Regions from separate parts of the Homo sapiens genome. Here region 2 is linked to region 1. Evidence: chromatin loops called from intact Hi-C (ENCODE). Cell type or tissue: endothelial cell of umbilical vein. All regions are shown on one strand.

Region 1 (8,000 bases):
CATGTTAAAGTTGTATTAAGTTTCAATACAAAACATTCCAAAAAGTGAAAAGTGATCTATAATACCCAAGTTCTATGTTCAACTACCACTTAAACAAGGAAAACATTTTCTAATATCATTCTGTTTTACAACCAGTATAAACCCAGAAGAATCAAGATCTGATTCTTTTTCCACACGTCTGCTAGTTCAGTAAACTATTTATCAAACAGGTGTCTGGTCATTTTAACATACTCCTTGCTTTGAACAATATTCATTCATATTTGGTACAAACTCTATATCCTATATTTAGGATATCTAAATATTTTAAATATTTAGGATATCTTAAGAGCCAAAAGGTCCTCACAGAAGCTTTAACCCAAGTAATCATAAGAATATGGAAGGATTCGGCTAAGACAACTATGGAAGTGTAACAACCACATAAATTTGGTCATTACCCTTGTGGTCTGTGATTAGTAGTAGTCTGCCAAATGAGAGTTAAAAATGTTGTACTTACTATCCCTAGTTGCAAATGTTAAAACATGACAGTGCCATAATTACAACAAAAAAAATTAGAAGTTGAGTTAGTTCCTCTAATCCAACAACTCAAGTCTGTTTCCTTTGAGAACATTACACTATTGGCTCTAGTCTCCAAAGCAATAAACTAAAACTTGTTTCCAAGACGGGGAGGTAAAGCAGGCTTATAAAACAATACAGCAAAAGAAAGCCAAGTGGCCCAATTGTTTCCAGTGTGTTTGCCATCTTAGCATGGTTGTTACTTTCCAGATGTCACTCATAAGTTTTATTCTACAACTAAACTGTTTGTGGATAAGCCACCACAAAAAAATGTTTCACTTACTGACAAGACACTTCACCAGATAGAGCTACCACTTATATCCATCATTTTTATAATTCATCTTAAGTTCTAAATTGAAGAGTTGTCCCCATGACTTTAGCTAAACAAAATGAAACCCAAAGCTGTAAAATCTGTGTAAAGGACCACGAGAACCTCCTGACTACCTCCACTTACCAATTTCCTTAATTACTTCCCCTTTTCCATTTGGTCAATTACTTAAGTAACTACCACTCACTCCCTAGTTATGAGTGTTAATCAACACTGATGCCTTCCTGAGATCCACAGGAACCCTTGAAGGCAAAATCTATTGCCTGCACCAAACCAATTCTGACAGCACTGCTTATGCAACTGCACTGACTTACCAACAATCAGCCGCCTTCTGCTTCAACAACTCTTAGCATTTGATTTCTCTTACTGCCAGCGTTATCTACTGTGAATCAATCAGCACTCCACAAACATAATGAGCACAATCTTCAACCATCTTTGCTGTTTCACAGGCATTTGATGCTTTAAATCTGATGTGGAATGCTGATAGATTCACTTTTTAGAAGTCATAAGCCTTTAGGAAGTTGGAGATAAATTCATTGCTTATCTATTTTCTCCTTTGCAATCAAGCTGTTCCTTTAAAAGTGAGACATTAGAGTTGCAAAAATTTGAAAGAGTAAGAGCAAGCACCTTTGCAGCTTCATGGTTGGTTTTGGCCAAACTTTTTATTTAGTATTCCGTAGTTGTTTAGCACACACTTAAATGGTCTTATTGTGGGAGGGGAAAGGGGAGGTTCTTGCAGATTCCCAAGGAAATGTCAGAAAGGCAAAATGGCCAGCATTATCCATTTGCTTTTTTTGGGTTTACTGGGTGAATAGCACTTTCCTTACATAGGCATCTGATTTCAGGTTTTGCATACTGAGAACAGTGAGATTTCAGTTAGAAAACACCCTGAAATCTTATGAGTAGCATACTCCAACCACCCTCTAATAGCTAGCTTGTTTGTATAGGCAGAATGATTCATCTCTCCATTTTAGTTGGCTAGATGTTTTGTGGAAGATCTTAGAATTGCTTGCCTCATTTACTGGGAAAAACCAGATAGGAAGTGGTCTTTAGGGACACCTTTACTTGGAAAGTTACAACACTAGTACTACAAGGCTTAACACATTTAACATTTGCTTGTTGAAAAGCAATGTCATAAAGTCAAATAAAATTAAACATGTTTTACTTTTTTCCTCACAAGAACATAAAAATTACGGAAGGGACTTAACAGGGAATTTAAAAAAGGTAACACAATTTTTCCTTTTAGTAGTCCTTGGGTAGTTATGATAGAATAGTTTCCACTCTTTTTTTTGTTTCTTTGAACTGGGATTTTGGTCCAAAGTTTTGTTTGTTTCTAGTATCTGCTTCTGCCTCCCCCTCTATCAGATCGGCTTCCTCCAGGGCCAGCACCTCTTGGTGCTCCGCGGCTTGAACTGCTGTAGGAATCACGTGAAGAAGGGTACCCCCTTTCTACAGAAGGGGGAAGCCCTCTTTCTTGTCTGCCAACCCTGTCACAACTTGAGTAGAGATCACTTCGGCTGCTTGAGTAACTGTCTCGACTTCCACCATATCCATCACGTGAGCTGCTATAATCATCATAGCGACTGCTTCCACCATAAGATGGCGGGGGCCCTCGTGTAAGTGGAGCACTACGTGAGTTACCATAACTCTCATATGAATCTCTGTAGGAACCTCCACTTGGATGATCTGAATAGTCACGATCACGACCATATCCATCTCTATCGCCATAGCCTCTTGATGGATAGTCATCACGTGAACTGGAATGACCATAATCACGGTAAGTATAATCTCGTGGTGGTGGTGCATAATCTCTTGTATCACGAGAACTTGGGTAATCTCTGCTTGAATAGCTGTCTTTAGTAGAATACCCATCATCTCTTGGGGACAAATAAACATCTCTACGAGAGGGGAGCGGTTCCCTTCGAGGTGGACCTCCATAACTATCTCTTCCACGTGATAGAGGAGCTCTTCCTCCCATTCCACTGCTGCTGCGAACTAGTCCTGAAGGTGCAGATCTCTTAGGAGAAGGACCCCCACTTCTTGGTGGTGGTCCTCTTTTTACTGGGAGTGGTCCCCTGGAAGAACTCATGTTAAAATTCATGGAATATCCACCATCATCCATGTGTCCTCCTCGTGAAGGAGGTCCCCTGGTTCCTCCACTTCCTCCTCTTCCAGCTCCAAAACCTCTTGGAGGACCTCTACTTCTTGGAGGTGGGGGCGGTCCATGTCTACCTCTTTCAAATGATGGTTTGGTGGCTTGTTCCACCTTGATGGCTTTTCCATCTAATGACTTTCCATTCATGTCTCTGGCTGCATCCTTAGCGTCTGCTGGGCTTTCAAAGGTGACAAAAGCAAATCCTCTTGATTTGTTGGTTTCACGGTCTTTTATCAAGAGTACTTCCACTATTCGTCCATATTTGCCAAATACTGTTTCAAGAGCTTTCTCATTTGTTTCCGTATTAAGCCCACCAATGAAGAGCTTTCCTGGGCGATCTGCTTCAACCATTTTTTTTTTTGCCGGTGAGTCGGAGGGGTGACAGTGGGTTCAAGCTCCAACAAGCTCGCCGACAGGGGCTTCCTAGCAGCTCAGCACCAGTGGCGGCTGTCAGTTAGGAGGACTGAACCGCGAAGCCGCTAGCACTACTGCGCAATCTGGATGCTTTTTAAGGTATGGCTATCCATTCAAAAAACCAGGAAAATTACTTTCTTTTGCCACTAGATGGCAGAGGAAAACAACAGAATGTTCCTGTAATGGTGGAAGAAATGAAAGTAAAACTCAGAAGTGGAAATGTAAAGCAGGGAAAGATGCTTAAAGATACATAAAAAATGCAATTATATTAAGCTCAAAAGTGTGTATAATTAACAGGAGCCCTTTTTTTGTTGCTTTTTTTTTTTTTTTTTTTTTTTTTTGTAGACAGGAGTCTCACAGTGTTGCCCAGGCTGGAGTGCAGCGGCGCAATCTTGGCTCACTGCAACCTCTGCCTCCCAGGCTCAAGCCATTCTTGTGCCTCAGCCACCTGAGTAGCTTGGATTACCGGCATGCGCCACCACACCTGGCTAATTTTTGTATTTTAGTAGAGCAGGGTTTCACCATGTTGGCCATGCTGGTATGGAACTCCTAGCCCAAGTGATCCGCCTGCCTCGGCCTCCCAGTGTTGGGATTATAAGGGTGAGCTACCACGGCTGGCCTTAACTGGAACTTTGAAACAACATATAGTTTGTTACTTTATTTTATAAAGAATTATTTGTGCCTGATACGCTGTAGCTATTTAACATCTGTTGACTGAACAGATCTGCTGAGTGAAAGGGAAGCAATTTGGACTCCCTCTGAGAGATAATGTATTTGGGGAAAAAATTGTACTTCAATAGAAAACTATGCACTGGCCACAGCACAGCTTTAGGGCTGATATTTGCAGGGCTAGAATTTGCCTTTGAGTTATTCTGGGCTTTTGTAAATTGAAGCTAAGTGACAGGCATGCAAATTCTGGTTCTAGCATTTTGATTATCTTCCCTCCACCCTGTAGAAAAAACAGTTTTGCCTTCATTTGCAATCCAATTCCTTTACTACATATGAATTTGTGCTTTTTGACTTTCCATATGTACTGGTTATAACTTCTGTCTGGTTACTTCATATCACATGAGTGAAATAAAAATCTTTAGCACATGTTCATTTTTATATTTGTATGAGTCATGATTTAACCTTTTTCTGAAAATTATATTTTAACAATTACTTCAGAGAAACAAGCTTATTGGAAACAAGGCTTTCTCTAAATCTGAAAGCTGATAACAGCTAAATACATGGCTGGAATGCCAGAAATGGAGTCAGGCCAAGTGGAGAACAAAAAGCCTGGTTTATTCTCTCAAAAAAAATTGGGTTCAAGCCAAGACCTTGGAAGAGTGAGTAAGTGAAGGGAGTGCGTGAGTATTGTCCTCACCCATATCAATAGGCCTGGGGCCCTTCTGCCTGCCTACACTGTGTAATCTCAGCTCCCCCAATCACAGCTATAAATCAGAGTTGGACAGTCAGGCTGAACCAATCAAGACAACTAGAAGTTTGGGTTTGAGGCTGAGAAACAGGCTGTTTCTTCTGGGCACATGAAACAGAAGATTGGTAAGTTTGAATCTGGGCAAGTCTGTGTTCAATCCCTCACACACATGCCATGTTCTGTGCCAAAAACACACCTACGTTCCAAGTATATTGTTCAAGGTTGTTTAATGCAAAGAGCTTTCAAGCCAGATAGATCTTAGTTCAAAATTAAACATCAAAACTCCTAGTGTGTGAAGTAGGCAGGTTACCTGACATCTCTGAAATTCAGTTTCCTTATTTGCTAAGCAGGAAAATGAATACCTGCCCCATGTAAGTGCTATGGCAATTAAATGAGGCAAAGCCATAAGCAGAAAAATATAGTTCATGGCATACAATATATATACTCCAAAACTAGTGCCCACTCAGAAAGTAGGAAAGATTCTCTTAGATACAAGTAAGGATGAGTAACTTTGCACTAAAGGAGGCAAAGAGATATTGGGTATGGACTAAATGTACAAAAGGTGATACTTTCACATCAAAAGAGAGGGTTGGGCTGGACGCAGTGACTCATGCCTGTAATCTCAGCACTTTGGGAGGCTGAGGAGGGTGGATCACTTGAGCCCAGTAGTTTGAGACCAGCCTGGCCAACATGGCAAAACCCCGTCTCTACAAAAAATACAAATATTGGCCGGGAGTGGTGGCGGGCACCTATAGTCCCAGCTACTCAGGAGGCTGAGGCAGGAGAATTGCTTGAACCCGAGAGGCGGAGGCTGCAGTGAGCCGAGATTGCGCCATTGCACTCCAGCCTGGGCGGCAAGAGTGAGAGACTGTATGAAAAAAAAAAAAGAGAGAGAGAGAGAGACAGAGAGAGTTGATTTCCTTAAGGAAGGACAGACCTAAGGAAAAGGTTTTGTCCAGTGTTGCTTTTGCGCTTCTCTGGTGGACATTTAAATTTTAGACTCTCTTAAAAAAAAAAAAATTAATAGACTATTTTAGGGCCAGGCGCGGTGGCTCACGCCTGTAATCCCAGCACTTTGGGAGGCCGAGGCAGGTGGATCACAAGGTCAGGAGATTGAGACCATCCTGGACTACAGGTGTGTGCCCAGCTAATGTTTTGTATGTTTAATAGAGATGAGGTTTTGCCATGTTGCCCAGGCTGGTCTTGAACTCCTGGTCTCAAGCGATCCACTGGCCTCAGCCTCCCAAAGTGCTGGGATTGCAGGTGTTAGCCACTGCGCCCCGCCTACATTTTTCCTTTAGCATTCAAAACATTCTTTAAAATTAGAGAATATGTAAAATGTTTTTGTAAAAAAGCAAGTAATACAGGAAAATACAGCCTATCCTTCATTCTATTCCCTTCCCGGCAGATTTTCATGACATTAAGGATGATGTGGATGAAACGAATATTCTAAGTAAGTTCACAGTAACTTATCTGGCTGGTTCTGACAAGTCTTTCTTGATTTAAACTTATCACTATTGCTTTTGTAACACTGGCCAGTGTTTTTCATTCGTCCAGCAATAGGAAGAATATTTATCTTTATCCCTGTGCGACTATTTTAAATGCAAAGCCTCTGATGAACTGTAGACACTTTTCCAATGTAGTTAAAATGATACAAACACTTTGGCAGTTACTTAATTAAACATAAAGCTACCACACAACCCAACCATTCCACTGCTAGGTATGGAGAGGGGTTAGTGCTATCCCAAATAGTCCACAAGTTTGAATAATGCATTGTCAGTGGTTTTTGCCTGGGACATACATCAGAATCAGCTGGAAAGATTTTTCAAAATACATTCCAGATATGTAGAATTAGAATGCATAATGGTGAGCCCTGGCATACGTAGTCTAATAAAAGTTCCACAAATGAGGATTGTGCACACAAATGCCCTTTTAGTGCCATGGTTTCATATGTTCACCTTGGGGAAGCACAACCACTTCCCTGGCTTCAACCGACTTCTATGTTGGGAGAGGGCCTGAAAAAGGTGGTCACGGTGGCATAAAGAGGAGAGAATTCAAGACAGTTATGAGGTAGAATTCATAAGATTTACATATAGAAGACACTGATGATGGTTTTTATGAAAATTTTAAACCACTGAGAAAATTTTAAACCAGTTGAGAGATTAGAATTAGGTTGAATACAAAATTGTCAATATTCAACCAGTTATGACAAAAATGGTACTTCATATGCCAAAAATGGAATTTTCATACAAAAATAGCAATTTCATATACTTTAACCTAATATAAAACACTCATATGCACACTACCCAGATTCAGTAATTCTCAAGATTTTGCCTCTTTTTTTCTGTAATTGCTGAGTAACTTTAGAATAAATCTTAGACCTTAGGTCATTACATCCCTACATACTTGGCATATTATCTAAAAAATATTGCTACTTATATAACTGCAATTTCATTACCACACCTCACCAACAATAATTTCTTGTTAACATCTAATACCCAGTCCACATTCGTATCTCTCTGATTGTCTTTAAAAAATGTCTTTCTGCATTTTGGTTGACTGAATCAAGTTCCTAAAGCAGATGTACGTATTGTATTTGGTGGTTATGGGTTTTAAACCTTTTTCGATCCCTGAGCAGTCCTCCTGAAATATCCTCTTCTACTTTTTTCCCATGCCACTGGACCTATATTCATAACTTGAAGGGTTTTGTGAAGACAAAATGAGGTAATGAATATATAATGACCAGCACATGGCCTGATCCACAGACAGGCAAGCAGTTGCTCAGTGAATGTCAATTCTAGTCAATGACAAGAGACACCTTCAGCATATGTAATAGAAATGTTCATTTCAATAAAGTATTTGTAAAAAAGCATCTGAAAAATTACATATTTTTTGGACAGTGCAGAATATGTACAATAATTTATCTGTAAGTAAGCAATACCTACAGCAGAAGTAGAGAATCCGAGGATTTTGGAAGAAGAAATTGTCTTCAGGAATTTTGCTCTACCGCTAAGAGAGCAGAGGCTCCTCTGGGCCAAAAACATGCTATTAAATAAAAGAAAAATTGAGAAGAGGAATAAATATATGATGGGTACATCACTATCAGACACTTACAGCTAGCTGATGTATCATAA
Region 2 (8,000 bases), 470 kb after region 1:
GTACCACAAACAGAAACTTTAAAAATGTGTGTGTTCCCACTGCTCTACTCACCAGTTATTCCCCTGCTATTCTCCCTCTCCTTAGGCAACCATAGTTTCTAGGACACAACAATATTGAAATTAGGATAGTTAATAAGTCTATAATGACCTCCAAGTGCTCAAGTGAAAGAAAAAGTTGCAAATCCCCTACTTTAAATCAAAAGCTAGATATGATTAAGTTTAGTGAGGAAGGCATGTAAAGCCGAGATAGGCCTCTTGTGGCTGTTACTAACTTGTGAATGAAAAAGAAAAGTTCTTGAAGGAAATTAGAAGTGCTACTCCAGTGAACATATGAATGATGAGAACGTGAGACATCCTAATGACTAATAGCAAGAAAGTTTTTGTGGTCTTTTATCACTAACATTTCAGTGGAGACAGCTTTAGTAACAGTGGAAAGTTTAGTGATAGATCAAAGCAGCCACAAGTTTCCCTGAAGCCCAACCCTAATCCAGAACAAGGCTATAGCTTTTTTCAATTCTGTGAAGGCTGAGAGTGGTGAGGAAGCTGCAGAAGAAAACTTGGAAGTTAGCAGAGATTGGTTCATGACGTTTAAGAAAAGAAGTTGTACGTATAACAGAAAAGTGCAAGATGAAGCAGCAAGTGCTGATGTAGAAGCTGCAGCAAGTTATCCAGAAGATCTAACTAAGATAATTGATGACGGTGGCTGCACTACACAACAGATTTTCAAAGTAGAAGAAACAGCCTTGTATTGGAAAAGATGCCATCTAGGACTTTCATAGGTTGAGAGAAGTCAATGCCTGGCTTCAAAGCTTCAAAGGACAAGCTGACTCTCTTGTTAGGGGCTAATGTAGTTGGTAACTTTAAATTGAATCCAACATTTGTTTACTATTTTGAAAATCCTAAGACCCCTCCTAAAAATTATACCAAAGGTACTCAGCCTATGGTCTATAAATGGAGCAACAAAGCCTGTATGACAGCACATCTGTGTACAGCATGGTTTATGAATATTTGAAGCTCACTGTTAAGACATACAATTCAGAAAAAATACATATCTTTCAAAATATTACTGCTCATTGACCATGTACCTGGTCAACTGAGAGCTCTAATGGAGATGTACAGGGAAATTAATGTTGTTTTCATGTCTATTAACACAACATGCATTCTGTAGCCCATGGATCAAGAAATAATTTCAACTCTCAATTTTCATTACTTAACAAATACATTTTGTGAAGTTATAGCTGACATAGATAGTAGTAATTCCCCTGATAAATCTGGGCAAAGTAAATTGAAAACCCTTTAAAAAAACTTATCCATCCAGGTGCCTTTAAGAACATTTCTGATTCATGGGAGGAGGTCAAAATATCAATGTTAACTGCAGCTTGGAAGAAGTTGATTCCAACCTCCATAGATGACTTTGAGGGATTCAAGACACAAGTGGAGGAAGTAACTGGAGATGTGGCGGAAATAGCAAGAGAACTAGAATTGTAACTACAGCCCGAAGAAGTGACTGAATTGCTGCATCTCATTAGAAAACTTGAATGGATGAGGAGTTGCTTCTTATGGATGAGCAGAGAAAGTGGTTTCTTGAGATGAAATCTACTCCCGGTGAAGATGGTATGAACATGTGGCAACAACAACCCAGGGTTTAGAATATTACATCAACTTAGTTGATAAAGTAGTGGCAGGGTTTGAGAGGACTGACTACCATTTTTTTAAAAACTGGGTAAAATAATACCAAATAGCATCTCATGATACAGATAAATATTTTGTAATGGAAGAGTAAGTCAATGCATCAAACTTCACTGTCATTTTATTTTAACAATTTGCCACAGCCACCCTGACCTTCAGTGACCACCACCCCAGTCAGCAGCCATTGACATTGAGGCAAGACTCTCCACCAGCAAAAAGATTACAATTTGCTGATGGCTCAGACGATTATTAACATTTTTCAGCAATAAAGTATTTTTTAATTAAGGTATGTAATTTTGTTTTTAGACATAATGCTATTGCACACTTAGTAGACTACAGTATAGTGTGAACGTAAGTTCCATGTTGCACTGGGAAACCAAAGTTTTGTGTACTCACTTTATTGCAATATTCACTTAATTGAAGTGGTCTGGCACAAACCTGCAATACCTTTAGGTATGCCTGTGGTGGGAGGTAGGAGTCATGGAGACGGGGGAAACATATTTAAAATGTCAAAAGCTGTACACTAAAAAAATAACCCAGGAATTCTAACTAGAAGAAAATGCTTAAAAATATTCTTGGTTTCTAGAGCTTTATGTTTCTACTGTGGATTTTATCTTCTGTGCCAAAAAAAAAAAAAAAACTAAACTAAAAAAACTAAAGCCAACTGGGAGAGGTATCAAGAAGAAAGCCCGTGAAGCCTTCCAAGATACAGAAGACAAAAGCAATCTGACAGGACTGTGCTTGCTAAGGTGTGACTGTGCAGTATCTATGGCTTTTTCTGACCTCCTCTCACCCCTGCACCCAACACGCATCCTCAAACTCACATCAGATGATTCAGGCATGTCTTAGCAAACTCTTCAACAATAGCATGGATTAATTTTACATTCAAGTTTAGTTTTGTTGCACCATCTCATTTGTGGAAATAACTAGCTCCCTCAGCTTTTTTATTTTTTCTTCCTTTAATGGGGAACAAAGAAAAGTAGAGTGAGGAAAGAGACCAAGGGGTGAGTGAGGCAACTGAAAACTGTTCTTGCACCTGCGGTGCTGTAGAGCAGGTATGTTCACTTTCTTTTAAATGCAACTTAGTCCCTAACTCAAGACTTGGTTTCTGATTAAGAGTGGCAACTGAGGAATGGGCAGGAAGGGCAGGGTGCCTGCTGCCTGGCCTGCAGGAGTCTGTGGCTGGCTTTAGTTCTGGGGAAGCTCAGCTTCTCCACTTAAACCAATGACAGATGAGCGGTGACAGCCAGGAATGCTGCGTCCCCCTGGATGTGCTGCTCCCCAAACATCATCTCAGGGCAGCAGTGATTGGCCTGGAAAGAGCCATGGTGGGCGCCTGCATGGCTACCTCTATCAGGCCCTGCAGCAGGCCCAAAAATGCAGAAAGCAAGACCGTCGCTGTCAAGGAGCTTCTAGGCAATCATAACCTGAAGAGAGCGTTTTTTTTTTCTATCTTTCTAGTAGTCACACTTTGGAAAGCTTCAGAGTAAGAGCTGTATACGCTTCTATTAGAAATAAAATTAGTCCCTATCTGGCTGATCCTTATTACTTAAAAATAACTATATAGTCCAAACTCTGTGTGTGTATGTGTGTGTTTTATGGATATATATATACATATATATATATATATACACATAAAATATGATCTTTCATAAGTAGAGAAGAGAAGTCAATGCCTGGCTTCAAAGCTTCAAGGGACAAGTGAACTCTCTTGTTAAGAGCTAATTATATATAACATACCAATATATAAATATGAATGTATATACTCATATATATGTCTAGTTCAGCAGGTAATCATTTTACAACAAAATAATTAAAAAATAAAGACAAGTAAAGATAAAAATGACTAATCCTTAATTGCATATCTAGAGAGGCTCATCCTTAACATTTTGCTCAAACTCTTGCACTTTTTTCATGAAAGGCTAAATAAGCCAAGCATGTTATCATGCACCAGGAGTAATAGCTACTCTAGAGGCTGAGGCAGGAAGATCGCTTGAGGCCATCCACTACACTCCAGATGTAGGCAACTCCATCTCTGAAAAAATTTAAAAGCCAAATAGTAATATTTTAGGATTTGCATACCATAAGTCTCTGTCAAATCTATTCTTCCAGAGCAACCATAGACAATATGTAACAAATGAGTGTGGCTGTGTTCCAATAAAACTTTATTTACAAAAGTAGGCAGTGGGATAAATTTGGCCCATCTCTTGTTTGCTGACCCCTGGATTAGGTAAAGTTAATGGAACAATATGCAAGGGATTATTACCAGCCCAGGTATCTTACAAGTTAGTGGATCAGTTCCAGGCTCTCAGTCTAAGTGTCTACTTCTAAGGTGATTTGGATCAAACAACATATAAAAATTCTCATCGGAGCAGAGATACCAACAAAAAATGTGTTTACTCTGTCTATCTGACTATCAGTCAAGTGAATTTCTGCCTGGATTCCTGAGCAATGAATTGACATGTCTGCTCAATTAATTGTCTAACTCCCAACAGCATAGTGCTGCCCACAGCTCCTACATAAGCCACAGAGTAATACGTGGTGATGGAACAAAATCAGTAGTAAAGAGGAAGAACCTGGTCTGGCTAGGGGGACACCTGCCCAGGTCTGCAGGCCCCTGTGAGTGAGCAAGAAAGCCTAACATTTGGATGTATGTCATGATGACTCCGGCTAGTCCTAGCGGGGTGGACAATGAAGTTATAAATACAGATTTTGCAGAGATATTTCTGCTTGCATTTGCTAGATACGGCCTGTTCACCTCAAACACAGATTAAGGAACAGCAGTGTTATCATGGATGTATCATGCCTACACTGAAGAGATAAGCGCTTGCAGGCACTGCCATCATGTGGCTATGTTTGGTAATTTATTTGGTAATATACGAATGAATTTTCCTGTGGAAAGTGATATCAATATAGAATATATAGATATCAGTATAGAATTTATGGAAATTTATTGATGGCAATATAGAGTTTATAGAAATTCATAATAAATTATAAATTATGGTGAAATCAAATTTATTTTTCAAATATTTGAAATAAATTTTATATATAAAGTTTACTATATTAATATTTATTGTAAATATAAACTTTATATATGTATTATTTATTAAATATTGATTAAATGTGTTATAATGGTATTAATATAAATATTTATTATAAAATGAATTTTGGTAATATATTAATTATAAAATAAATAATAAACATATATTTGAAATATAAAATTCACAATAAAATTTGTTATAATAAAGTTGAAATCCAGCTACATAAATAAATCAAATTCATACATTGATAACACTGTATGCATTTTCTAATGTAAACATGACTATGATGGAGGTTTTTTAAAGGTTAATTGAAATGATGAAAGAAATGGTAAGGTCTTAGGTTCCCATGGGGATAATGTGTTTTTATTTGGTTTCTCTCTCCAACAAGGAAAGACTTGGATGTGTATAGTTTATTTGGGAAATGGTGACAGGAAGCCAGGGAAAGGGAGAGTAACACACGGACAAAGCTAAAAAGGCGAATTAATGAGTTGGTTACTATTGTGAGCAACTGGAGATCAATCCCAAAGTGGATATTCTGAAGAATTATATAGAGTGCATTTCATAATTGTCTCTTTGAGGGACAATGTGGAGTATTTATTTAACAACCCAGTTTCCATTGGTTGAGAGTTCCCCTCAGGGACTTTAGCTCCTCTGAATTTATAAGCTGTGCTTGGGCAAAAGAGGCAGCCTTACATAGCCTGAACAAAAACCTGAGTAAGTAAAGGAGAAAGACTCTCAACAGAGGACATAGCAGCTGCTGGAACTGTCTGCTATGGCCGCACTGCTAAATGGATTTGAGAATAGAAGCAAGTGGCAGAATGAGCAGATACGAGTTTTGGCAATAACTTAGGCTGAGGATTTGGGGAGTGTGGTAGACTAATCTGAATAATCTATGCAGACAAAGATTTGTGCTGAAAAAAAGGTAAAATTTTGGATTTAAAAATGTTTAATATTTTTAAAAGCAGTATTAAAAATGGACTAATTTGTCATGAATGATCTTAAAGACCAAATTCCAAGGGAAGGTGGGAGACCAAAGAGTTAAGTGGAGTTATTGAAGCTGTTTTTTTCCTAATAGCATTTGCCAACAAAGGGAATGAACTTTCAGGGATTTTTGTTTGTTTTGCTTTTTATTTTATTTATTTTTATTATACTTTAAGTTCTGAGATACATGTGCAGAATGTGCAGGTTTGTTACATAGGTATACATGTGCCATGGTGGCAACCTTCAGTTTTGAAGGCATTTATGAAGTAAGCAGACAGAGGTCAAAGACCAGAGCTTGTCTAAAGTAAAGAGTCTAGTAGGAGGCCTCCTTTAGAAGTCAAAAGACTAAATAAGTAATTCTTAATACTTGCTGCACTTAATCATCAACTGGGGTTCTCCTTAAAAATCCTTACACTCGAGCTCTGACCCATCACCAGAGACTGATTTAGTAAGTCTAGAGTTGAGGCTGAGTGTGAGTGTTTTAAAGCCTCGCTCCACCTCCAGGTGGTTCCAGTTACAGTCAAGGATGCTATTCAGAGCAACTGTGAACTAGAACTAGCAGGGCAAGCAGGTTTAGGATTGGCTAGCTGGAATAATTTCAGTGGGCTCTGAAGCAGAGGAATTGTTCTTACTTTCTGGTATTTGGCCTTTGGGTGAGTAGGGCAGATGGGTAGTGACCCAGAGTGTGAGAGCCAACAGAGAAAGTGGTGGCGTGTGGGCTTCAGGTTGGTTAGTTTGCATATGAAAGGCACACTTGCAGGAGAATCCCTTAGTATCTCTAAAAACTGCCTAGCCCTGGGAGGATCAGTCTCTCCAGGATCAGCAAAGCCCCAAGATGTCTAAAGCTTTAAATAGGGAAACTAGAAAATGTGTTAATTATGGGGTTGCATATCTTGGATGGTCCATGAAGTCAAGCCAAGAGCTTAGCACAAAACACCCAGAATAGTCAAAGTGACCTGAGAACGAAGAACAAAGCTGGAGGCATCACACTTCCTGATTTGAAAATGTAATACAAATTTACAGTAATTAAGACAGTATGGAACTGGCATAAAGACAGACATATAGACCAATGAAACAGAATAGAGAGCCCAATAAAACAGAATAGAGAACCCAGAAATAAAATATTTGGAAAATATATTGAAAAGGCACTCAATATCACTAATAATCAGAGAAATGCAAATCAAAACCACAGTGACACATCACTGCACACCTGTTAGGATGGCTACTATTTAAAAAAAAAAGGCCAGGCACAGTGGCTCATGCCTGTAATCCTAGCTCCTGGAGAGGCCGAGGTGGACAGATCTCTTGAGCCCAGGAGTTCAAGACCAGCCTGCATAACATGGCAAAACCCTATCTCTACTAAAAATACAAAAATTAACTGGGTGTGGTGGTTTGCACCTATAGTCCCACCTGCTCAGGAGGATGAGGTTGGAGGATCACCTGAGTCTGGGGAGATCAAGGCTGTGGTGAGCCCAGATCATGCCACTGCACTCCAGCCTGGGTGACAGAGTAAGACCCCATCAAAAAAAAAAAAAGAAACTTTAAAAAATAATGGTGTTGATAATGATTGTAGAAATTGGAACCCTTGTACACTGTTGATTAGAATGTACAAGGGTGTGGCTACTATGCAAAACACTATGAAGGTTCCTCAAAAAATTAAAAATATTACTACCACACGATCCAGCAATATCACCTCTAGGTATACATTCAGAAGAAGAAAAACCAGGACCCTGGAGAGATAGCTGCACTCCCAAGTTCATTATTCACAATAATCATTCACAATAGTCAAGATATGGAAATAACACAAATATCCAAAAATGGATAAAAATGTGTGTGAATATTATTTAGCTTTTAAAAAGAATGTTCTGTCATCTGAAACAATAGGGATAAACCTGAAGACATTATGCTAAACAAATAAAGCCAGTTACAGACGACAAATACTGCATGGCCTCACTTATATGTGGAATCTAAAATCGTGAAACTCATAAAAGCAGAGAATAGAATGGTGGTTGCCAAGAGTTGACGGAAGGGAAAATTGGGAGTGGTTATTCAATGGGTATAAAGTTTCAGTATCATACACTTAAAAATTTGTTAAGAGGCTAGATCTCATGTTATATGTTGCTACAAAATAAACAAAGAGGTACAAGGAAACTTCTGGAGGGGTGGATATATCTATTGCATTGATTGTGGTGATGATTTTATAAGTATATGCATACATTGAAACCTATCAAATTGTATATAATAAATATGTGCAGTTGTTATATATCAATTTCACCTCAATGAAGTTGT

What was found. A loop is a pair of places that touch in the nucleus more often than their neighbours do. Peaks named below come from ENCODE experiments on the same cell type or tissue, not always from the same donor. Only the 100,000 strongest peaks of a DNase experiment are listed, where the experiment ranks them.
Region 2: a loop joins it to region 1, with 11 times the contacts of the local background. A loop is called at or near these places in 80 of 110 quality-filtered maps.

Annotation. Positions count from the first base shown.
Region 1 is chr1:88,980,441-88,988,440 of GRCh38, forward strand. KYAT3 (kynurenine aminotransferase 3) reads right to left here. Exons shown (of 14, transcript NM_001008661.3): 2 at 7,812-7,911. The coding sequence starts at 7,910. RBMXL1 (RBMX like 1) reads right to left here. Exons shown (of 3, transcript NM_001162536.3): 2 at 7,812-7,911; 3 at 1-3,626. The coding sequence starts at 3,386. The coding sequence ends at 2,214. Among named protein-coding and RNA genes, the nearest start is that of KYAT3, 8.2 kb to the right of the region's middle. In endothelial cell of umbilical vein, a CTCF peak has its summit at 3,590 (motif pointing right); DNase peaks (open chromatin) are centred at 3,621 and 4,701; H3K27ac peaks cover 1,330 bases.
Region 2 is chr1:89,450,827-89,458,826 of GRCh38, forward strand. No RefSeq gene overlaps it. Among named protein-coding and RNA genes, the nearest start is that of LRRC8B, 70 kb to the right of the region's middle. In endothelial cell of umbilical vein, a CTCF peak has its summit at 4,534 (motif pointing left); a DNase peak (open chromatin) is centred at 4,525; H3K27me3 peaks cover 532 bases.